3 separate regions of the Homo sapiens genome follow, and all the other regions are linked to region 1. A link is an interaction called in ENCODE POLR2A ChIA-PET data of the cell type or tissue named here. Cell type or tissue: PC-9. All regions are shown on one strand.

Region 1 (8,000 bases):
TAGCTACTCAGGAGGCTGAGACAGGAAGATTTCTTGAACCCAGGAGTTTAAGGCTGCAGTGAGCTATGATGGTACCACTGCACTCCAGCCTAAGTGACAGAATGAGACCCCCATCTCTCAAAAGAAAAAAAAAAAAGGTATTTGATATTCCAATAAACCCACCATAAAGTCAGGAAATTGTAACTGGAACCATTGCAAGTTGGGAACCGTCTGTATCTTCTTTTGAAAAATGTCTGTCAGGTTCTTTGCCCACCATGACTCTTGATATCCCAATGTTTATTTGAAGTAAACTGGCATAATTTAAACATTATAGAGTGTTTTCTCCTTTTTTTGGGTGAGTTACTGATGTCTGACACTAGAACTTTGCAGTGGCCAGACTTAAATAATTGCTGCACTAACAGATGTATTTGCCTTTGTTTTGTGGATTATATCTTTTTAAAACATGGGGGATTGGTAAACACATGCAAGTAATTGAATGTAAGTGATATTTAGAAGATTTTCTTTAAGAGAGTAATGTGTATAGTTTCAGAATACCTGAATGGGTTGGGGAGGAGAAGATACCTGGGTAGCCAGTAGTGTTGTGAAGTGAATGTTTTTCTTCTAGAATAAGTTGTTAGGAGATCGAAAGTTTCATTGAACTTTTATAAAGACTAGGGTAATGATTTCTTTTCTTTTTTATTTTTTTGAGACTAAGTCTTGCTCTGTTGGAGTGCTGGAGTGCAGTGGTGCGATCTTGGCTCACTGCAACCTCTGCCTCCTGTTCAAGATATTCTCCTGCCTCAGTCTCCCGAGTAGCTGGGATTACAGGCACGTGCTACCACGCCTGGCTAATTTTTATATTTTTAGTAGAGACGAGGTTTCACCGTGTTAACCAGCATGGTCTCGATTTCCTGACCTCATGATCTGCCCGCCTCAGCCCCCCAAAGTGCTGGGATTAACAGGTGTGAGCCATCGCGCCCGGCCTGGGATTATTAATTTTAAACAAGTACTTTAAAAAATACTCGGAGGATTTGATGCGAAGTTCAGTGCTTAAACTGGAAAAGTTTCTTAATATTTTATATGTTTGAAGCTATATTAACATTTTATAGTTCACAATATTAGCATTGCTAAATAGGTTATACGTATCTGGATTGGACTTAAATTGTAAGCTCACTAATTAAGATACATTATGTTTCGGCTGGGCGTGGTGGCTCACACCTGTAATCCCAGCACTTTGGGAGGCCAAGGCGGGCGGATCACAAGGTCAGGAATTCCAGACCAGCCTGGCCAACATGGTGAAACCCCATCTGTACTAAAACTACAAAAATTAGCTAGATGTGGTGGCGGGCACCTGTAGTCCCAGCTGCTTGGGAGGCTGAGGCAGGAGAATCGCTTGAACCCGGGTGGCAGAGATTGCAGTGAGCCAAGATGGCGCCACTGCACTCCAGCCTGCGTGACAGAGGGAGACTCCATCTCCAAAAAAAAGATACATTATGTTTCTTTAACGTTTTGTTTACCTGTTTACTTTTTTTGATATACCTCTTAAACAGATTGGTTGGTTAAAACGGATGTCCTGGGGGAGAAAGACAACATTTGCTGAACTGTTTAAGTTTTGGTAGGCTTCTTGGTAGTTTAAATGGGAAGAAAATTTTAAAAATTGGCAGATAGAAAGGAGGAGGCTTTTAGATTAAAAAATAGCGTGATAGGAAATTTGAATCTGACTTGGGGGCAGAGAAGTAAAATATATAAGCAGGCGTGTGTGTCGGGGGTGGTGGTTGTTGAAACGTGGAAAAAGGGAGGAGGAAGAAGACTGGTAAGAGGCATGAAAAGCTTGTATGGGCGTTTTTGAGACTGCTAAGAGCAGCATCGGGGTGTAGCAGGCAGTAGGTATGCAGACCTTGTATATACTGGGAGTTGGGTACTTAGTAGTTGTAAGTGTTTGGGATGAATATGGATGGAGGCGTGTGGTGATGGGTATAGTATAGAATACATTTCAGTTCCAGGAGTATTGTGCTTGGACAGCGTTGTATTTGATTGAGCAAACTTTTAACCAAAATACTTTATAGAAACAGGATAAACAGCGTTCAACTTTCTCTTAAGAACAGAATCTACAGGTCTGGGGAACAGAGGAAGAAACAACCCAAAATTAAAACTGTAAACGTTTGTTTTAATACAGCTTATGTTTTTAAGTAAAAATAGCATTAATTATTCACACATTTGTAGATACTGTTACCTAGATCTAAAGTTTTAGTGCTACCCCATAATCATTTTAATTATTTTTTTCAGAGAATTTATCTGATTTTTGTCCTTTCTGTGAAGTTTGTTTCATTTTTTTAAACGTAAATTATTTCATGATTCCATTTCCACATTCTCAGCACATTTTTAAAAAATTGATAACACTGTATGTTTTTTATTATGTACAATATAGTTTTTGAAGTATATATACGTAGTGGAATGGCTAAATTTAGCTAATTTACAAATGCATTACCTCACATAGTTATCATTTTAGTGGTGAGAGCACACATCCACTCTCTTTACAGTTTTCAAGAATACAGTATATTGTCATTTACTGTAGTCACCTTGCTGTACAATAGATCTCTTGAAATTTATTCCTCCTATTTGACTATGATTGTATGTCCTTTGAGCAACATCTCAGTATTTCTCCCCTAGGCCCTTAGCCTCTCGTTACCACCATTTTACTCTCAACTTTTTTTTTTTTTTTTTGAGACAGAGTTTCACTGTTGTTGCCCAGGCTGGAGTGCAATGACGCTATCTTGGCCCACCACGACCTCCGCCTCCCGGGTTCAAGCAATTCTCCTGCCTCAGCCTCCCAAGTAGCTGAGATTACAGGCATGCGCTACCACGCCTGGCTAATTTTGTATTTTTAGTAGAGACGGAGTTTCTCCATGTTGGTCAGGCTGGTCTCGAACCCCCGACCTCAGGTGATCTGCACGCCCCGGTCTCCCAAAGTGCTGGGATTACAGGCATGAGCCACTGCGCCTGGCCTCAGCTTCTAAGAGATCAATATTTTTAGATTCCACATGTGAGTGAGACCATGTGGTGTTTGTCTTTCTGTGCCTAGCTTATTTCATTCAACGTAACGTCCACTGGGTTCATTCATGTTGTTGCGAATGGCAGGATTGCCTTCTTTTTTATGGCTAAGTAGTATCCTGTTGTGTGTATGTGTGTATGTATATACACTTTATCCTTTAATGGACAGTTAGATTAATTCTATATCTTGCCTATTTCGAATACTGCTGCAGTAAATGTGGGAGTGCAGATATCTCTTCACATACTGATTTCATTTCCTTAGAATATATGCCCAGTAGTGGAATTGGTGGATCATATAGTAGTTCCATTTTTAATGTTTTGAGGAACTTCCATATTGTTTTCCATTATGGCAATACTAATTTTCATTAACACCAACAGTATATAAAGGTTCCCCTTTCTCCACATTCTCGCCAGCTTATATTTTGCCTTTTTGATAATAGCCATTCTAACTGGGGTGAGGTGCTTTCTCATTGTGGGTTTGATTTGCATTTCCCTGATTAGTGATGTTGAGCATTTTTTTCTTACACTTATTGGCTTTTTGTGTGTCTTCTTTTGAAGAACATTTATTTGGGGCTTTTGCCCATTGTTAAATTGGATTATTTGTTTTTTTTTTGCTATTGAGTTATTTGATTCCTTATCCTTTTTGGATGTTAGCCCCTTGTCAGATGTATAGCGACATGCAGAGGAATGAAGCTAGATTCTCTCTCACCATATAAAACAGTCATTTTATATTTAATTAGAGAATTAAATATAAAACCTGAAACTATGAACCTACTATAGAAAGAAAACATAGGGGAAATGCTTCATGACATTAGTCTGGGCAAGGACTTTTGGATATGACCTCTAAAACACAGGCAACGAAAGCAAAAATAGCAAATGGCATTATTATTATTTTCTTAATAAAAAATTGTATTAGAAGCATTCAGAATTTTAACAAACAACTGCAGCTTTTGTTTTTGCAATTACAGAGTGGTATTTAGTTTAGTTAACAGAACAATTATTTCATGTAAGCTGCATAGAGACAACAACTGAAGATGAAGAAACTACCATCTCCATAAGTAACTGATTTGTGCTGTGCACCAAGTACCTTTAAATTTCCATGCCATTTTACAACCCCCGTGCTATACCAAGAAGGTTAGTGGCTATTGAAAATACCACCAGGACAGGGCTATCTAAAGACATGTTTGGTAGTGTATTAACTGTACAAAAAAAGACACTGTACAGTTTGAAAACAAATCTTATACAGCCTTACATTTCAATTCTTTCTTCAAAAAAAAAAAAAACCCTGCTAGAACCAACTGATTTGTCATCATCTTCATGTTTATCTTTATTTTCCTCTTCTTCCTCATTCTCTTCATTTTCCTCATCTTTCTTCTTTTTCTTGCTTTTTTTTTCAGCCTTGATGACTCGTGTTTTTTTTTTTTTGCAGCATCAGGCTTTCCTTTAGCTTGGTATGCAGCAATATCCTTTTTGTATTTTTCCTTCAGCTTCACAGCCATCTTTCCATAAGGTTGCTTGTCACCTGCAGCTCTCCCAGTTTCTTTACAGTATATCCAGTGGATAGGCCAGGATGTTTACCTTTGATTTTTGGCCCATACTCAGAACAGAACAAGAAAAAGGCCAAACAAAGGAGGCCCGTTGGGTGTATTGGGATCCTTGAACTTCTATTTTGTTTTCCCTTTAGGAGGGGTGTAGGCTTTCATTTCTCTTTCATAATGGGCCAGGGTTATCTTTGCCTGTCTTCACATTTTCCCTTCTCTTTAGCAAACGTGGTTTTCCACCTCTTTGAGCGCTTCTTAGAAAGACCCTTAGAAGCTGACTGAACCATCTGGGTGCTTCCTGTGCTCCTCCTGGCAAGTTTGCACAAATAATGTGTATAATGACATTTTTGCCTCTTGACTTCTTTGGATCTTTGCCCGTGTTCAGTTATTTTTCCTCATCAAGGCATAGAGTTGCTCAGTGCCTTTCTGGCTCACACTTGCCCTGGCGTTGTTTCTGTGGAGCTCAGTGTACGGCCGACACATGGCATTATATCAAACTGAGACGCTTCTGCGTGGCAAGGGAAACAGTCAACAGAATGAAGAGATGACCTATATAATGGGAGAAAATATTTGTAAACTATATGTCTAACAAGGGGTTAATATTTTCATTGTTTCTGAATGAATAATTTATAATAAGTTTTTTTCTTTCATTTTTATGTGGCTCTTCCTAGACCTTGGATTGTAACATGTAGTTCCTGCTATGTGGCTTTCTGCATGTTTATAATTTTAATAGTTTCTCTTGGAGCTTCCCAACCTGTTTCCCCACCCTTCACCCCGGTATTGACTAGAAATCTATCTCAGCTCTTACTTTCTATCCCATTGTCTCCACTCTTGCTCATTTTACCTGCCTTGGTATCTAACCACCTTTTCTATAGAGATACCTTTTGACCACTTATCCATCTCCTTTGCCCTCCTACTTCTCATTGCCTTTAACTAAAACTCTAGATTGGATGTCTCATGTTGAACATAGTAAAACCGACTTGCTTTATCTTTCTCCCTAACTCCTCCTTCATACTTATCTTTGTAGTCACTGTGGGGAAGGTGTAGTCCTAAAGCCTGGCAGTGAAAGAGATTGAATGTGGACTGGCCTTTAACTCATTGTTGTCCCCAGCCCCACAATTCCTCTCCCACTAGTGTGAAACCGTACAGCTCACTTGTTATTCTTCATCCTTCTTTTCTCCATTCTTAGGGATAAATGTCTAACTAACTATAGTATGTCTGAGCTGCTGTAACCTTTTGAAAAGTAGCTGCATATTCCCTCGCTCATCTCTGTATCTTCAAAGATATTTCTTAAGTTATTTTATTACTTTCCTGGAAAAAAAATCACCTAAGGATAAGCATTTCAGGGTAAAATTTTGAAAAGTTGTGAAAAATTTGTATAGGTAAATGATCAAAGCACATAGTGACTAGCGTTCTGGTAATGCATGAAAGTAACGACTGAGCGTCTGAAAGGTCAGAATTCCTGTTTACTGTGATGGAAGAGACCATGGGGTGAGCATATTTGGCAGAGCTCGGGTAGGGTAGAGATGGGAATACATTTTGGTTATGATAAGTTTGAGGTATTTATTGGACCACCAAGTAGATTTGGTTATTATGTATTAATAGTCTTTTTTAGTCTAGAAGAATCCCCCTCCCTTGACAGTACTTTTTTGAAGAGTTCAGGTCTGTTGTCTAATAGAATGTCTCACATTCTGGATTTGTTTGATTGTTTTCTAATAATTGCTTAAGGTGAAACATGCTTTTGACAAGAATATAACGTAGGTGACATTGTGTATGTTTTATTGCATCACATAGGAGGCATATCTTGTCAGGTCGCATTAGTGCTCTTAAGTTTGATCATTTGGTTAAGCTTATGCCACCACATCTTTCCATTGTTAAGGTATTTTATCCTATTTAAGATTAGTAAGTAGGCTGGGTGTGGTCGCGCCTGCAGCCCCAGCACTTTGAGAGGCAGAGGTGGGTGGATCACATGAGCCCAGGAGTTTAAGACCAACCTGGGCAACATGGTGGAACCTCATCTCTAAAAAAATACAAAAATTAGCAGAGTGTGGTGGTGTGCAACTGCAGTTCCCGCTACTCGGGAGGCTGAAGTGGGAAAATTGCTTGAGCCCAGGAGGTGGAGGTTGCAGTGACCCAAATTGTACAGCTGCACTCCAGCCTCCGTGACAGAGTGAGACTGTGTCTCGAAAGTAAATAGCCAGGTGCGGTGGCTCATGCCTATAATCCCCTCACTTTGGGAGGCTGAGGCAGGCGGATCACCTGAGGTCAGGAGTTCGAGACCAGCCTGGCCAACATGGCAAAACCCCATCTCTAATAAAAATGCAAAAATTAGCTGGGCATGGTGGCTCATGCCTGTAATCCCAGCTACTTGGAAGGCTGAGGCAGGAGAATTGCTTCAACCTGGGAGGCAGAGCCTGCAGTGAGCCAAGATCGTGCCACTGTACTCCAGCCTGGGCAACAGAGACTCTGTCTCAAAAAATAAATAAATAAGATAAAAAAATAAATAAAATAATTAGGAAGTAATCAGGGGACAAATGTGTTAGGACACCTAATAACTTTTAACATACGTTTTTATTCTCTTTACCCATTCAATACATAAACTTGAAAAACAGTTATTTCATCCTCACAGTTTTATAATAGAAGAGATGTTTGTTGTATAATCAGAAGTTTAGAAAGATGCTTGTCAGAATTAAAAATAAGGGACAAAATGAAGTTTGAGACAGTGTGGAAGTACAGTGGGAGAGGGCAGTGGTAAAGCCAGCCTCAGTGGCTGTTGGTGGTTGTGTTTGCATGTATTTGGAGGGCGGTGCTGACCACAATCTTGATGTATAAAACTTTCCTGATTCCTTATAGCTATTATAAAAAAAGTTTTGCTTTTAAAAATGTAAGCAACATTATATTCTTAGTCTTCAGCGATCTTGGTTTGAGTTAATGAACTTATTTATTTTTTTACAGGTTTAAATGTGATACTGGTGTAGATCTCCTTGTTCTAAGGTAATTTTTTATTTTTTGAAAATGTGTTGTATTAAATTTGTTAGTCAAGTAGTTTGTCTAGAAAGTAAATTTCAGTTAACAAAATTGTATCAGTGACTAATTGACTTACCACCTGGCCTTATAGGCGTTATCTGTCATAGAGAAGATTGTTATCCTCAGGAGAATGATGGTTACTACACCTGTAGTGTAGAATAATATGCTCAGTACTTGTTTGCTATAGAAAATTAGTAGGTTGTTATGGAACCTTGGGTTTGCACATTTTTGGTAAATCTCAGTTTGCCTTAGGATCCTTGAGCATTGGGTTGAATGTATTAGTTTCCTAGGGCTGCTGTGACAAATACTACAAACTGGAGTGCTTAAACAGCAGACAGTTATTTTTATTCTCTCACTGGTCTGGAGGCTAGAAGTCCAAAATCAGTTTTGGCAGGGCCGTGC
Region 2 (8,000 bases), 49 kb before region 1:
CTGGTAGTCTCAGCTACTCGGGAGGCTGAGGCAAGAGGATTGCTTAAGCCCATGAACATGAGGCTGCAGTGAGCTATGATTGGACTGCTGCACTCTAGCATAGGTGACAAAGCAAGACTGTAAAAAAAAAAAAAAATAAGTAGGAATGTGCAGAAAATGCAATTTGCAGAAAAATGGCTGGTTATCTTGATATTAACTGATTTCTGGAAAAAAAGAACCACTAATACTATGTAAAAAACACCCCCTTTGAAATGGTCTTCCATTCATTTTATTCAGCCTGTTATTTATCTACTTCAATTTTAAGAAAAACACCATCTGAAATCAAACTGGCACCAATATCCTAGTGATTAAAATGATTACATTTAAATTCCTTCAAATTGATTCCTTAAAAATTAATTCTTATTTTCTCATTTTCTTAACCATGCAGCATTAATTCTCAATAATCACCATAGGGACTCTTCTGGCTCTGCTGATGACAAGTTTTATGATCTTGGGCAAGTGGTTTATCTATTAGGGCCTCCATTTCTTCATCTGCAAAATGGAGATAATATGAATATGTACACCTAGATGTGTTGTCAGATTAGAAAGAATTACCACAAGTAAAGTGCTTAGAACAGCAACTCACACTCAGAAAACACCCAACGAATGCTAACGATAGTTATTTATTTATTTAGAGACAGGGGTCTCACTATGTTGCTCAAGCTGGACTTGAACTCCTGGGCTCAAGTGATCCTCAACCTCCTGAGTCGTGGGACTACAGGGATGCACCACCACACCCGGCTGACAGTTGTTATTCACATTTACCAATTTGCAACCAGTTTTTCACATCAGATAATCCATCCTTCTTCTTCCTTGCCATATATGATTTTTGGCTAATTAATTCCACTGAAATATACTAAGCAAAGTAAGCAAATTTCAAGATAAGATTATATAAAATATAATTGAGGAGACACAGCTGTCTCACTATTTTATTAATGCTAATATTCTTCTCTATAACTATGAATAGAAAAATAAAGAATTTTTTTTTTTTGAGATGGAGTCTCACTCTGTCTCCCAGGCTGGAGTGCAGTGGCACGATCTCAGCTCACTGCAAGCTCCGCCTCCCGGGTTCACGCCATTCTCCTGCCTCAGCCTCCCGAGTAGCTGGGGCTACAGATGCCCGCCACCACGCCTGGCTAATTTTTGTATTTTTAGTAGAGATGGGGTTTCATCATGTTAGCCAGGATGGTCTCGATCTCCTGACCTCGTGATCTGCCCACCTCGGCCTCCCAAAGTGCTGGGATTACAGGCGTGAGCCACCGTGCCTGGACAAGAATTCTTTTTAAAATGTTTCTAATTTTTAATTTTAATTTTTAGAGACAAGGTCTCACTCTGTCACCCAGGCTGGACAACATTGGTGCAATCCTAGCTCACTGCAGCCTCAAACTCCTGGGCCCAAGTGACCCTCCTACCTCAGCCTCCTGAGTAGCTAGGATTACAAGCACATGCTATCATGCACAGCTAATTAAAAAAAATGTTTTTTGCAGAGACGGGGTCTCACTATGTTGCCCAGGGGGATCTTGAACTCCTAGTCTCAAGTGATCCGCCTGTCTTGGCCTCTCAAAGTGTTGGGATTATAGGTGTGTACCATCATGCCCAGCCCAAGAATTCTTGAGAAAAGAACAACAGTGACTTTAATAAATTCTCAATATTTTTCCTCAAGTTAAAAATCAATTTTAAATTTATTTTTCAGGTACAATTTTTTTTCTATGTAAATCAAGTCAACAGGAATAATGATTACTTACATAGATAGCATTTACTCTCTGCCAGGCACTGTTCAAAACAAATTATTTAATCCTCAAACAACCCTATAAGATAGGTAATTTTATTATTTCTATTTTAAAGATGAGGAGCTGTGGCCAGAGAGGTTGCATAACTTGCTCAAGGACATTCAGCTAATAAGTGGTAAAATTTAGATAAGAGCCACAGTCTGGCTCCAGGGTCCATGTGCATAAGATTATATGATTGTAAAACAATAGCTAGATCAAAAACACAGACATTGGGCTAAAAGCTTTAATAAATTCTCAATATTATTCCTCAAGTTACAAATTCATCTTAAATGTATTTTTCAGGTACGATTTTTTTTTCTGTGTAAATCAAGTCAACAACAGGAATAACGAGTACTTACATAGATGACATTTACTCACTGCTTGGAGAGGAAATCCTGGATTTACTCTGTCGCCCAGGCTGGGGTGCAGTGGCGCAATCTCGGCTCACTGCAAACTCCGCCTACCAGGTTCAAGCAATTTCCCGCCTCAGCCTTCTGAGTATCCAGGATTACAGGCATCCGCCACCATACCTGGCTAATTTTTGTATTTTTAGTAGAGACAGGGTTTCACCCCGTTGCCCAGACTGGTCTCAAACTCCTGGGCTAAAGTGATCTGCCCGCCTTGGCCTCCCAAAGTGCTGGGATTATAGGCATGAGCCACCACACGTGGCCCAGCTCCAGAATTTCTGCTTGAGTCTTTTAAATTATCTCAATCTCTTTGTTAAATTAATCTGATAGAATTCTGAATCCCTTCTCTGGGTTACCTTGAATTTCTTTGAGTTTCCTCAAAACAGTTATTTTGAATTCTTTGTCTGGAAGGTCATATATCTGTTTCTCCAGGATTGGCCCCTGGTGTCTTATTTCATTCACTTGGTGAGGGCCTATTTTCCTGGATTGTCTTAATACTTTCAGATGTTTGTTTGTGTCTGGGCATTGCAGAATTAGGTATTTATTGCAGTCTTCACTGTCTGAGCTTGTTTGTACCCGTGCTTCTTGGGAAGGCTTTCCAGATAATTGAAAGAACTTGGGTGCTGTGATCTAAGCTGTATCTGCTTTAGGGACAATATAAGTTCAGTAACACTATGATTCTTGCAGACTTGTAGAGTTACTACCTGATGTTCTTGGATAAGATTTACCAGGCAGAGACTCTTGTTCTCTCCCTTTACTTTCTCCCAGACAAGCAGAGTGTCTCTCTATTCTGAGCCATCTGAAGCTTGGGGTGGACTAATACAAGCACCTCTGTGGCCATCAGGTATGACTGTGCTGGATTAGAGCTAAAGCCAGCACAGCACTGAGTCTTTCCTAAGGCCTGCTGTAACCATTCCGTGGCTATGGCCTATGTTCACTCACAGCCTGGGGCTCTACAATCAGCATGTGGGAAAGCCAGCCAGGCCTGTGTCTCTCCCTTCAGAGTGGCAAGTTCCCCCAGTCCCCAGGCAGGTCTAGATGCCATCCAGGAGCTAAGGAGTAGAGTCAAAAACCTCAGAAGTCTACCTGGTGTTCTACTGTATTGCAACTGAACTGACACTCAAACCACAAGATGCAGTCCTTCCCACTCTTCCCTCCCCTTTCCAATAGGAGAGGAGCCTCACCCCACGGCCAGTGCCACCACAGGCCCACAAGGAGTACTGCCAGACTACTGCTGATGTTCCCTTATGGTTCAAGGGCTCTTCAATCAGCATATGGTGAATGCTGCCTGGCCTGGGACTCACCCTTCAGACCAGTGAACTCCCGTCTGGCCCCAGGCAGGTCCAGAAATGCTGTCCAAGAGGCAAGTTCTGGAATCAGGGACTCCAAGAGCCTGCTTGTTGCTCTATCCCTCTGCGGCCAACCTGGTACCTAAGGTGCAAGACAAAGTCCTCTTTACTTTCCCCTCTGCTTCTCTAAAGCAGAAGGAGTCTCATCTCATAGCCATCACAGCTAGGAATGTGCTGAGGTTTACCTGAAGCTAGCAAGTCTCAGAGTCCCACCAAAGGCCCCTGACATACTGTTACAGTACATAGCTAGTGAGGCATGAGCAGAGCAGGAGAGGGCACTCCCCTGATAGGAATGTCAGGTGACTATCAGGTGTTGGGAGGCAGTTGTCACACTGTCTCTCTAAAATAGTAATTGGTCACAGCGAGCACCAGGGAAAGGCAGTCTCCCAATAGATAGAAACACTTGAAACTGGTGATCAGCAGATTCCCAATAAGATCTCAGGAGTTCAGTGGGTGGGCTCAAGCATGCATATTAAGAGGCAAAATATCAGAGATGAACTGGTATATGACTTTCCAGGGACATTCCACTAGTAAGGGAAGAATGTCTCAAGTGAGCATGTGTACAACTCCACTACACACTGCACATGCTCATTTCCCAAGTGCTTGCAGGCCACTGCACATGTGGACAGCCCACCCCAAGGGAAGAATAAGGGGAAAAGGAACGTAAGACCCCAAAAGTACACCAATGTATAAAACCCCAAGTCAAAAGGTCAAACTGTGTACTTGTCTTTCAAGTTGCCTGCTTGGCCCTCTTTCAAGTGTATTTCCTTCCTTTTGTTCCTGCTCTAAAGCTTTTTCATAAACTTTCACTCCTGCTCTAAAACTTGCCCCAGTCTCTCCTTCTGCCTTCTGCCCCTCAGTCAAATCCTTTCTTTTGGCCGGGTGTGGTGGTTCACGTCTGTAATCCCAGCACTTTGGGAGGCCAAGGCAGGTGGATCACCCGAGGTCAGGAGTTTGAGACCAGCCTGGCCAACATGGTGAAAGCCTGTCTCTATTAAAAATACAAAAATTAGCTAGGCATGGTGATGGGTGCCTGTAATCTCAGCTACTTGGGAGGCTGAGGCAGGAGAATCGCTTGAACCTGGGAGGCAGAGGTTGCAGGGAGCCAAGATCATGCCACTGCACTACAGCCTGGGTGACAGAGCAAAACTCTATCTAAAAAAAAAAAAAAAAAAAAAAAATTATAATTCTTTCTTCTGAGGAGGCAAGAACTGAGGCTGCTGCAGACCCATAAGGATTTGCCGCCAGTAACACGATTTGGTGCCATGACTGGGATACATTCTGCTACTAACATATTTTGGTGCCAATTGATTCTGATAACTTCCACTGCTCACATACTTTGATGCTGCATGACTCAGATACGTTCCCTTGTGGTAAGACATCTCTATGCCCTGCCTTCTCTGCCTGGAGGCATTCAACCTCCGTACACAATTTTCTTCTTCCTTTTTCTCTCGTGCTTACTAACCAAACCCCAGAACAATTCCTCTTGGCCATATGTGACTCTGTTCCCCTGGGCTGATTGCTCAGCTCACCCTGATTGGTGGCTCACAGGGGTGGGAAGTACCTTGAGGTTCACGCTGAGGCACTAATGGCTTTCCTGGACAAGGGGCTCACAAGAGTGGTAGGGCTAAAGCCTAAAACTGTACAATGTCAGGTTTCTTCTTCTTTTTCAGCTAAAATTTACTAAGAACCCTCACTGCCTATTCTTCTTTTTTTTATGTGTGTGTGTGTTTTGAAATGGCCTTGTGCACCTGCTGGACCATCTGCCTTGGGGGCAAGTCTGCCTCTTTGCTTTCACTTCACATGCCACATGACTTCTTAAACACACACTCCCTGTTATTTGTGTGCCCGTGGCTTTTACTGTGTTTGCATGGCAGCAAAGACACGAGCTCCCTTGCAGATATCCCGAGATTTATACTTGTTCTTACCCTACCAGCTTCCACGACTCTAACCCTTTCCCTGTCTGCTGGCACATGGCCAGGACAGACATTAATTGGAACTCCAGCTCTGCCAGCTCCTTGACTTACCACATGCTTTTTGTTCCTGTTATGTCCCAGGGCCAAGTTTTCCAGTGGGTTTTGAAGTAGTCTGTCCACCTGCATAGGGCCTCACTCTGACGCTTTAAGGATCCCACCTATTGGCTTTTTTGAGTTAGCACTCCACTGAGAGGAAAAGATATTCTTCCTTTGCCATTTGCAAGTTCTTACCCCAAGCCCCAAGTCCTCCGGAGATTACTACTTTACATCAAGAGGGCAAATAAATGGGGCCAGGCGCGGTGGCTCACACCTGTAATCCCAGCACTTTGGGAGGCTGAGGCTGGCAGATCACGAGGTCAGGAGTTCGGGACCAGCCTGGCCAACATGGTGAAACCCTGTCTCTACTAAAAATACAAAAATTAGCCATGTGTAGTGGTGCACACCTGTAATTCCAGCTATTTGGGAGGCTGAGGCAGAAGAACTGCTTGAACCCGGGAGGCGGAGGTTGCAGTGAGCCAAGATCACACCACTGCACTCCAGTCTGGGCGACAGAGCAAGACTCTGTCTCAAAACAAAACAAAACAAAAAACAAAACAGGAGGGCAAATAAATGTTAGGGCTGCTATTTTTGCAAGCATATGAAGGCTTTCCATGAGTATTCCTCTCACTTCCTCCTGTAGCTTCCATTCTCTAATTACTTCTACACCCTTCTCAACGTGCTTCAAGGTCATATTTAAAAGGGAGTCGGGAGGGAAGAACATGGGAAATGGGAATCTGAGAAAAGAGAAAATCACATTTTTTGCTAGAATGCTCCAAATGCGAGTCACTGTAAGGTCATGGAGACAAGGACATAGGTGAGCCAAAGGCTGCAGGGGCAAGAGCCCCATAGGACAGAGATGAAGGTTGGTCCCAGGCTAACAGATTACTGTTAGAACAGAGATGAAAGCAAGGTTAGGGTTACATGGCAAGATCGGTTATTCCAGAACCCCAAGGATGAACAGGGGGCCCACGGTTCACTCTAGTATCTCCTCTCTTCTCAAGTAGGTAATTGTGACAAGATGGAACCAAGGCTACTTGGTAGGACCGGTTCATTCTGGAACCCTAAGGACCACGTGGGATGCCTCATTCAGGATAATAGGAAAGTAGACGAAAAGCCTTCTTTTTCCTCTTTCCCTTTTTTTCTCCTCTGTTCTCTCTTCACAAACGGGTAATTGCATCTCCATACCAGAAGACACACCCCTTGGATGCATCCCCCAAACTGGGAAAAGTTTGATTCCCACCAACCTTGACACAAAAAACTAGTTTTCCTTTGTAATACTGTTTGGCCTAAAAAGGAACTGGGAGGAAATTGCAAAAGTCAGCCTTCGAACCAGTGACCCTGTGCAGGAGGGTCTAAAAATGAACTGGGAGGAAATTACAAAAGTTAGCCTTGGAACTAGTGACCTTGTGCAGAAGGTCCTCAGATTAGCCTTCTCAGTCTTTTATAACTGAGAGTAGAATAAGGAGAAGAGGGCTAAGGCAAAGGAGAAATGCAGGGATCAGAGGCAGGCTCAACTATTGGTTGCTTTACAAGCTCTTCCAGCTCCCTCCAGGTTACTACCATTATCACAGGGAGCTAGGCCACTGGAAGGCAAACTGCCCAATGGGACAAATGGGAAAAAGCTGCACATGGCATGCCCCCTCTGCCACATGCTCAGCCAGTGTAATGGGACTGCCCTGAGGGCCAAAGGGCCTTGGGACAGGATCGCAAACCTTGATGGCCTTGAGCTGAAGGGGCTCTTTCCTCTGGCTGGCTTCCAAATCAGACATAGTCATCAACAGAACAAAGCCAAGGGCAACTCTTGAGATGGCAAGTACAATTATAAATTTCCCTTTTGGGTTCAAGAGCTGCCTACTCTGTGCTAATCTCCTTCTCTGAGCAACTCTCCTCCAAATCCTGTTGGGTAATGGGGACAAATGGCACCTCCTCCCTCCAAAAGAAAAGATTCATACCCTTCATATTACTTAAAGAACCAATTACCATTCTCCCACCAGTCCCTGGTAATGTCTAATGTTTCCCACCCCACACCTCACTGAGGCAAAAATATACTTTCCAAGATGGTGCTTACTTAATATTTACCTGACCTCTGAATTCATCTTTCTCTAATAGCTCTATTTCTTCTGGTAAAGCTAACTAAAGCTTTAACCAATAACTTCAACCTGGACAGTCCTACCTCAGGGGTTTAGAAATAGCCCACACTTCTTTGGACACGCCCTAGGAAGAAATCTAACTGAGCAATCTCTTGAGAAAGAATAACTTCTACAGTATGTAGATAACCTCTGTATTTGCTCCCCCTTCACACGACTCATAGCAACATGCAGTACAAATCATAGTTTCCTAAAAGATGGAAAATTACTTGTCTAATACAAAAGTTATAAAGGTGAAAAGGTATTTCTGGTAAGGAATGTTAAAAAGAAGAGA
Region 3 (8,000 bases), 71 kb after region 1:
TCCCAGTGGCCTATGCATGAAAACAACCAGAATTAACATAGCAAAATCTTTGAGAACTGAAACATGGTGGGGAGTACTGCCCAGGTTTCAGACTGGCCTCTGGGTAGCACACAAACAGGGCAGATCAGAACAGCAATTAAAAGATTTTTAAAATGAAATTGACATTTGAACTATGGGCCATAAAAGCAGGCTGGGGTTCACAACCTGCTAAAATATGTTTAAATAGAAACCAAAGTCTTATAGTACTCAAAACATCCAAATATGACCTAGAATTACTTGTCATAGCAAGAACCAGGAAAATCTGAACTTGAATGAGAAAAGACAATCAGTAGGTTGGTGACACACCAAGATGACAGGGATGAATGAATTATCTCATAGGATTTTAAGTCAGCTGTCATAAAAGTGCTACAGCAAGCAATTATAAACACACTTGAGATAAGTGAAGAGGTTGGAAGTCTCAGCAAAGAAATAGAAGATATACAGAAAAACCAAAGGGAAATCCTAGAGCCAAAAATCAAGTACTGGATGGCTCAATAATGGAATGGAGGTAAAAGAGAAGAGAATCTATGATCTTGAAGATAGGTTAGTAGAAATTATTTAGTCTGAACAATGGAGAGACAATAGATTTCCAAAAAAAAAAAAAAAAAAAAAAATGAACAGTGCCTCAGAGACCTGTGGGAAAATACGAAAGAGCTAACCTTCCTTTCATTGGAGTTCCAGAAGGAGAAAGGAAAGAGTGTGAGGCAGAAAGATACTTTGAAGAAGTAGTTTGAAAATGCCCCCAATTTGGCAAAAGACAAACCAACAGACTCAAGAAGCTGAATAAACACCAGATAAGGTAAACCCAAAGAAATCCATATCCAGGCTCATTGTATTCAAAATTTCTGAAAACTAAAGACCCTCCCTCCCCCTGATAAAGTCTTGAAAGCCCTTCAGTGAAACAACACTTTACCTTTAGGATAATAATTTGAATGAAGTGAGTGCCTTATCAGAAGCCATGGAAGCCAGAAAGAAGTGGCATAACATTTTTCAAATGCTAGAAGAAAAGAACTGTGAACCCTTCTGCACCCAGCAAAAATATCCTTCAGGAATAAAAGTAATATAAGGACATTTTCAGAATGAAACTAAACTAAGAGATTTATCCCTAGCAGTCTTGCTTTCAAAGAGTTGCTGTAGGAAGTCTTTCAAACAGAAGGGAAGTGATAAGAAAACTTGCAATATCAGGAATGAATAAAGAACAACAGAAAGGGTGAATATCTGAGGAGACTTTTGTCCTGGGTGTTTAAAATTGTCTTTGACATTTGAAACAAAAATTATAACATTCCTGAAGTAGTCCTGATATACAGTAGTGATATTTAAGACAACTGTTTCATAAAGAGTGAGTGAGTAAAGGGATGTAATTTTTGGTAGGGTTTCTATTATTCCACTTGAAGTAGTAAAATGTTGATACTAGTAGACTGATAAATTATGTATATTGTAATCCCTAGAGCAAGCACTAAAAAAGTATAACGAGAGGCTCAAGAAACTGTAGATATATTAAAATATAATAGTAAAAATTGCTCAAGTAGCCCACAGGACGGTAGGAAAGGAGAAACAGACAATTAATGATAAAATGCCAGACTTAAATCCTAACATTATAAATAATCACATTAAATGTAAATGCTCTAAACACACCTGTTAAAAGATTTGCAAAATGGATATTAAATCACTGTGATCCAAGAATATGCTTCTGTAAGGAAATCACTATTCTTTCTTTCTTTATTTTTTTGAGACAGACTATCACTCTGTCGCCCAAGCTGGAGTGCAGTGGTGAAATTTCGGTTCGCTGCAGCTTCCACCTCCCAGATTCAAGCTATTCTTGTGCCTCAGCCTTTTGAGTAGCTAGGCCTATAGCAATGCACCACCAAACCTGGCTAATTTTTGTATTTTTAGTAGAGACAGGCTTTTACCATGTTGGCCAGGCTGGTCTCAAATTCCTGACCTCAGGTGATCCACCCATCTCAGCCTCCCAAAGTGTTGGGATTACAGGCGTGAGCCACCGAGCCCAGATGAAAATCACTTTCTTACAATGACACATTATGCTAAAGTTTATCTATTAAATAATCTGCAGTAAATCTCATACTTCACGGTGAGATTACAGAAGCTTTCCCATTAGAGTTAGGAACTAGACTAGAACATTTCTATCACGCTTCTATTCAACAATTAAGAAAAGGAAAGAAATAATGGAATTAAAAAGGAAGAGATGCAATTGTTTTTTTAAATTATTGTTATTATTAGAAAATCCCAAGAGAACCTATAAACTTAAAACTGATGAGAGTTCAGCAAAGTTGCTGGATATGAAATTAACATGAAACTACCCATTTGTCTAGTAAAAAGTGAGTTTGAAAATGTGATTGCAGTGAAGATACTATTTACATTAGCAGCAGTAGCAACAAGAGTTGTAACTAAGAACATGTTTATTAAAGGTCTGTAAGATTTTAATAAAGAAATTTTCAGAGCAGAATAAAGGAAGACCCAAATAAATAGTGTAGCATACCATCATGATCTTGGATTGGGAGGCTGAATTTTATAACAATGTCCAAATTAATCTACAAGTCCAATGCATTTCCATTTAATATCCCTTCCCTCACTTTTTTGGGGAATGGAACCTAAAATTTATATTTGCAAACAGATATCCATAAAGAGTCAAAATATTCCTGAATAGGGAGTCGTTGGTGGGTAGGGAACAGGAGAGATAGAGTTCCTGCTATGGTAATTAAGTTGGAATAGTAAGGGCACATGTATAAAACTCAGACATGGCATTACAAATCAATGGGGTTAGGGAGACTTTGGCTCTACAAAAAAAAAAAAAAAAAGCCAAGTGTGCTGGCATGTACTTGTAGTCCCAGCTACTCAAATGGCTGGGACAGGAACATCTCTTGAGCCCAGAAGTTCAAGGTTGCAGTGAGCTCTGATCATGCCACTGCGCTCCAGCCTGGGTGACCAGAGAGGGACCCTGTCTCAACAAACAAACAAGCATTGGTTTGTGTCATCTGAGATGCTGCAACAACAACTAAAAAGAAAACAAATCAATGGGGTAAGCATGGACTAAGTAAGAATGTTACTAAGATTATTGGTTTTCACATGATAAAAATGAAAATAAATGTAGATCTTGACCTCACTTCATGCTCAATGATTAATTTCAGTTAGATTAAAGACATAAATATAACAAGTAAAACTTTAAAGACTGTGGAAAGATATATCAAAGAATATCTTTGTCTGCAGAGTAGGAAAGATTTCTTGAACAAGACTCAGAAGCCTACTATAAAAGGAAAGATTGACAGATATGACTGAATTAAAATTAAACAAAACACCTTCTCTTTGTAGAAGATGTAATCAAAGGGGAGAAGATGGGCTACAAACTAGGAAAAGATATCTTCAACTCACATAGCCTAGAAAGGTTTAGAATCCAGAACATGTAAAGAACTTACTAGTTCATTTTGAATTTAATTTTTGGTTTAGGTTTTTAAAATAATGCTTATTTTTGATTTTAGTAGAAGAGATAGAAGTAGAAAAAATAATTTGTCTGATTTTACTTTATAAATTATGATAGTTAATATTTATTGATAATATACTACTCTTTTAATACTTTCTTCTTTAATACTTTGATCTTTATAGCAACTCCGTGAATGAGATATTTCTGTTATATCCACTTTACAGTTGACAAAACTTAGACTGAGGGAGATTAAATATTTTACCAAAGATAACACTACCTTGGTCTGTGTAACACCAGAGTCTGTGATCTTCTCAATTGTGCCACAGTTCTGGTTAAAGATGAGAAAACTGAGGCTGGAAAATTTGTGGAGATGTCATATAATGAACTTCGCCTAACAGTCTTTGTCATTTGGAGCCAAGATGTTTAGATTCCACTTTCATTTCTATTGTTTATGAACTGTTTTTTGTGTTTTTTGCTTTGTTTTGTTTTAGTATAATGCTTCATCCCAGCAGCAAAGAGAAATAATTAAAAGTAGGAGCCTGGACAGGCGGCTGCAAGAACCAATAGTATTAACAAAGTGGAGACATAGCACCATTGTATTGGACACTAATGATAAGGTAGGACTGTTGAGATTTTTGGCAAGTTCTTTGCATTATATTGTACAGTGAATTGTAACTATTCGTACTAATATTTTATGTATTTAGTAAATATTCTTTGCTAAAACATTTGATTTCTTTTGAACTAATTTAAGCTTTTGATCTGCATGTATGTTGAAATGTTACTACATTATTGTTTCTTTTACCAAATTGCATACTTTAGTGACTACATTTTTATGTATTTAGCATCAGTTTGTCATGAAGTAGGTTTTGGTTTTGAGGGTTTTGGTTTTTGCACAATAGACTGACTTATCTGTAGCTTACTGATGTGTGTACCTTGATACATTTGATCCCAGTAGGTGACAGATTTTTCTTGCTTACCTTATTTTAAAGTCACATTCTGTTATCCTTTGTCTTCAGTCTCTAGGAGGTTTCATAGGGAAGACATTTAATTAATTTTCCTCATCCCAGGTAATATTGGAATTCTATTCCCTTTGTTTCTCTAAATGCTCTCTGCAGAAAGCACTTCTTTTATCAGTCTGAGGAGTAATGTCCTCTGTTTCAAAAACGGGTAAATTTTAATGCAAACATTAGAATGGATGTTTTAAACACTTCTTTAGAGGTTACTTATTCACAGTGTAGCTTCATTTTGGGGATAAGTTGGGAACTTAGTATGAATTTGCAGAATATTAGGTATATTGATTTTGAAATGTAAAGGTTTTTTAAATCATCAGGCTTCTTGTAGCATGACTAACAGTTTTTCTGTAATTTTTAGGTGTGTTCATGAAAACAGAATTAACTATCCCTATGGCATATTTCATTATGTTTGGATACTTTCAGTCCTAAATTCCTTTATAAATAATCTCAATTTATCAGTCATAACAAGCATAATATTTTGGTACTACAAGTTACTATAAAATTGGTCTTTGTTGAATTTAAAGGTGTAGTGTTAGAAACAGCCTTCATACATGTGTATAAGATGGACTAATAGAAAACAACGAAAGTAACAGACCAGTTTCTAGTTTCTAGTTTGTAAGGATCTTGTGTTGAATATAGAGACCACATTAAAGGAATGACATTCTGGAGTCTGTGCTATTGAAGATATGCTTGAAAATATATTAGTGTTGAGATTAATCTAGGTAAGAAAAATACCTAGAGATTTCTAATAGGAAAAATTCACTCAACCAAGAACCAGATTACAATTCAGGATAAATAGGAATCTCCCAAATACCATATATACTGTTCTAAGTCAAACCATTGTTGAACCAACTCTACCGCCTCTTCATACCAGAACAAATAGGATGATTATTTTGATAATTTATGCTTAAAATTTCTTACTCCTTTTTCTTTTTTTCGACATCATAAAATGTCAAACAATCTTACTCCTTTTTAATCTCTCAATTCATTTTTTAAAATTAATTTTCAATCTCTTGCTTTAAATAACTTGCATGCTTTCATCTCATTGTCCCAGAGTTGCAAGAATATGATTTTTTTGCGATTAGAGATTTACTTATTTTTGGTAGAAATGTCTTTTTTACCCTCTACCTTACCCTTTGCAAACAGATGCATAAGTTTCTTAACATAAGGCAGTATTTTAGGTTTTGAAAAAGGGACTGACTACCAGAACAAACTAGCTAATATGTGATAAGGGATGAAGTGTGTATAACCTGAATTGTAATCACAGCAACCTAATACAGATGCTCTGCAACTTAGGGTGAGGTTATATCCCAGTAAACCCACATAAGTTGAAAATACCATTAATTGAAAATACCACAAGGTGAAATGCATGTAATACACCTAACCCACTGTACATCATGGCTTAGCCTAGCCTACCTTAAATGTGCTCTGAACATTTACATTAACCTACAGTGGGGCAAAATCATTCAGTAACATGGTACACTGTAGAATATCAATTATTTACCGTTGTAATCTGTTTACCCTGGTAATCAGGTGGCTGACTGGAAGCTGGGGCTAGATGCCTCTGTGCAGCATCATGAGAGAGTGTCATATTGAATATTGTTAGCCCAGGAAAAGATCAAAATTTCAAGTATGTTTTCTAGTGAATGCCTATCACTTTCCCATCACCTTAAAGTTGAACAATCATAAGTCAAGGACCATCTATTATTGTATAGCAAATGTTGTTGTGATGACATAGGTCCTAATTCAGTTTACAGATAACCTTGGAAGGGTAGCCGTATGTCTGTGTGTGTATGTGTGAATGCATCTGTTTCTGCCTTTTTTTTCTGTTTTTACTAAAACTATTCATAGATGTATAAGGTGTATATTTATATGCATATATCTAAATATAGATAAATGTATACATGTAAAATTATTTCTTGTTTATAATAGTTATAATTGTACATATGTTATTACTGTATTTGTGGTTTTTATTTCTGTGGGACTGAATGTGCTATGAAAAATATAATTATCATTTTATTCAGTTACTTATTTTCTACTTTATGAATCATCAGATCTTCCATCTTTCTCATACTGTTTTACTATCAGACAGTCTTAGGAATCAAAAATTGATCTGAAGTTGTCAGAAAAAAATACTTAAGTGAGATTTGGATCTTAAGTTAAATTTTTTTGAAGTTTTTTATTCAATGTGATTTTAATATTTTCTCCATTAATAGTACCTTGTTTGATTTATAAACTTGTCCCTTCAAGGGCTTCCATGTAAACTTTCACTGCTACTAGTTTCTGTATTTACAAATTGTGTGGGATATAAACCCGAAGACATTTTTCCAAATCAGTAAATGTTGAGTTAATAGTTTTTTTGCAAGTGTTACTTAAAACAAATTCCCAGGTTGGTTGACAGCACCTTCTCCAGGTTTATAGACATAGAAAACTAGAATGATACCTACGTGGAGATGAATGTTCAAAGGAACTTTTTGGTTTGATAGAAACAAATTAATAATAGGTAATGGTGTATGATTTAAAAAATTCTCTTTTTCTGAAATTATTCAAAACATCTAAGGAAATGGAGAAAATTTAAGTGGAGGTGGGCTACTGCTACCAAAAAAAAGTTTTTCAGTCTTACCCTCCATGAATAGTCCTATCAACATCTGTAATAGAAATCATATTCTGTGTTTTAATATTGACAAAGCAGACTGCTTAAAAAAAAAACACGTTATTGGTTTGGTCTTATGATACTCTTGTAGGCTTAGACATTAAAATTTTTTTTTCTGGGGAGTTATTAATATTTAAATCGTAGGTTTCTTTCTTGAATTTAAAATATCTTATTTCTAATTTTTGGAAAGTTTTCTATAAATTACCTTAAATACTAATAGCAATTTAATTTCTTATATAGCTTTTGACTAAAATTAAATTCTCATTCTGGCATTTGCTAAGGTATTTCTGTGACCTTGCCTAATCCTGGGTATTTATACTTACCATACCAAGAGCAAGTTAGTATCATGATTATAACTTATTTATCCAGAAGTGTTTAGGTTTTACTTATTTTAATATGGTTAATTCAAACTGATATAACATCATGATTTTAAGGCAGCTTGTATCATTTCTTTTGAGTAATTCCATATGCATTATTTAAATTTAACTGTAATTGCTATAAAAAGCACCATATTTTATAAACTTTTAATAACGTTTGTAGTTTTAAAATCATTACCTTATTAGCTTGGAGCTGAATATAGAACGAAAATAACGAGGAAAAAATTTGTTATTCTCTCTTACTAAGCTCTCCCACTGTGAGTAGAGGCAGAAATATAATTATATAAAATAGAGTAACTTTTTTCATTACTTATTTCTTGTAGGAATCTCCAACTGCCTCAAAACCCTGCTTTCCTGAAAATGAGTCTTCTCCCTCCTCACCAAAGCACCAAGATACAGTTAGTATGATAGAAGCATATCTTATAATGTAGTCCAGTTATTTCAATCAATTTTAGCAAGTTAATTTACTCTTAATGTAATGT

The links. Peaks named below come from ENCODE experiments on the same cell type or tissue, not always from the same donor. Only the 100,000 strongest peaks of a DNase experiment are listed, where the experiment ranks them.
Region 2: POLR2A ChIA-PET joins it to region 1 with 5 read pairs; 7 of 35 experiments call an interaction of 5 or more read pairs at or near these places.
Region 3: POLR2A ChIA-PET joins it to region 1 with 5 read pairs; 6 of 35 experiments call an interaction of 5 or more read pairs at or near these places.

Annotation. Positions count from the first base shown.
Region 1 is chr10:31,910,090-31,918,089 of GRCh38, reverse strand. It overlaps ARHGAP12 (Rho GTPase activating protein 12), which reads left to right. Exons shown (of 20, transcript NM_018287.7): 2 at 7,527-7,565. It also overlaps the pseudogene HMGB1P7. Among named protein-coding and RNA genes, the nearest start is that of ARHGAP12, 15 kb to the left of the region's middle. In PC-9, no CTCF peak of the experiment used is centred here; a DNase peak (open chromatin) is centred at 4,419; H3K27ac peaks cover 1,078 bases.
Region 2 is chr10:31,958,910-31,966,909 of GRCh38, reverse strand. The region is part of intron 2 of LOC107984219 (a long non-coding RNA gene); the gene reads right to left. Among named protein-coding and RNA genes, the nearest start is that of ARHGAP12, 34 kb to the right of the region's middle. In PC-9, no CTCF peak of the experiment used is centred here; DNase peaks (open chromatin) are centred at 3,139, 3,949, 4,989 and 7,909; H3K4me3 peaks cover 1,874 bases; H3K27ac peaks cover 5,171 bases.
Region 3 is chr10:31,839,553-31,847,552 of GRCh38, reverse strand. It overlaps ARHGAP12 (Rho GTPase activating protein 12), which reads left to right. Exons shown (of 20, transcript NM_018287.7): 7 at 3,967-4,092; 8 at 7,842-7,916. Among named protein-coding and RNA genes, the nearest start is that of ARHGAP12, 85 kb to the left of the region's middle. In PC-9, no CTCF peak of the experiment used is centred here; no DNase peak of the experiment used is centred here.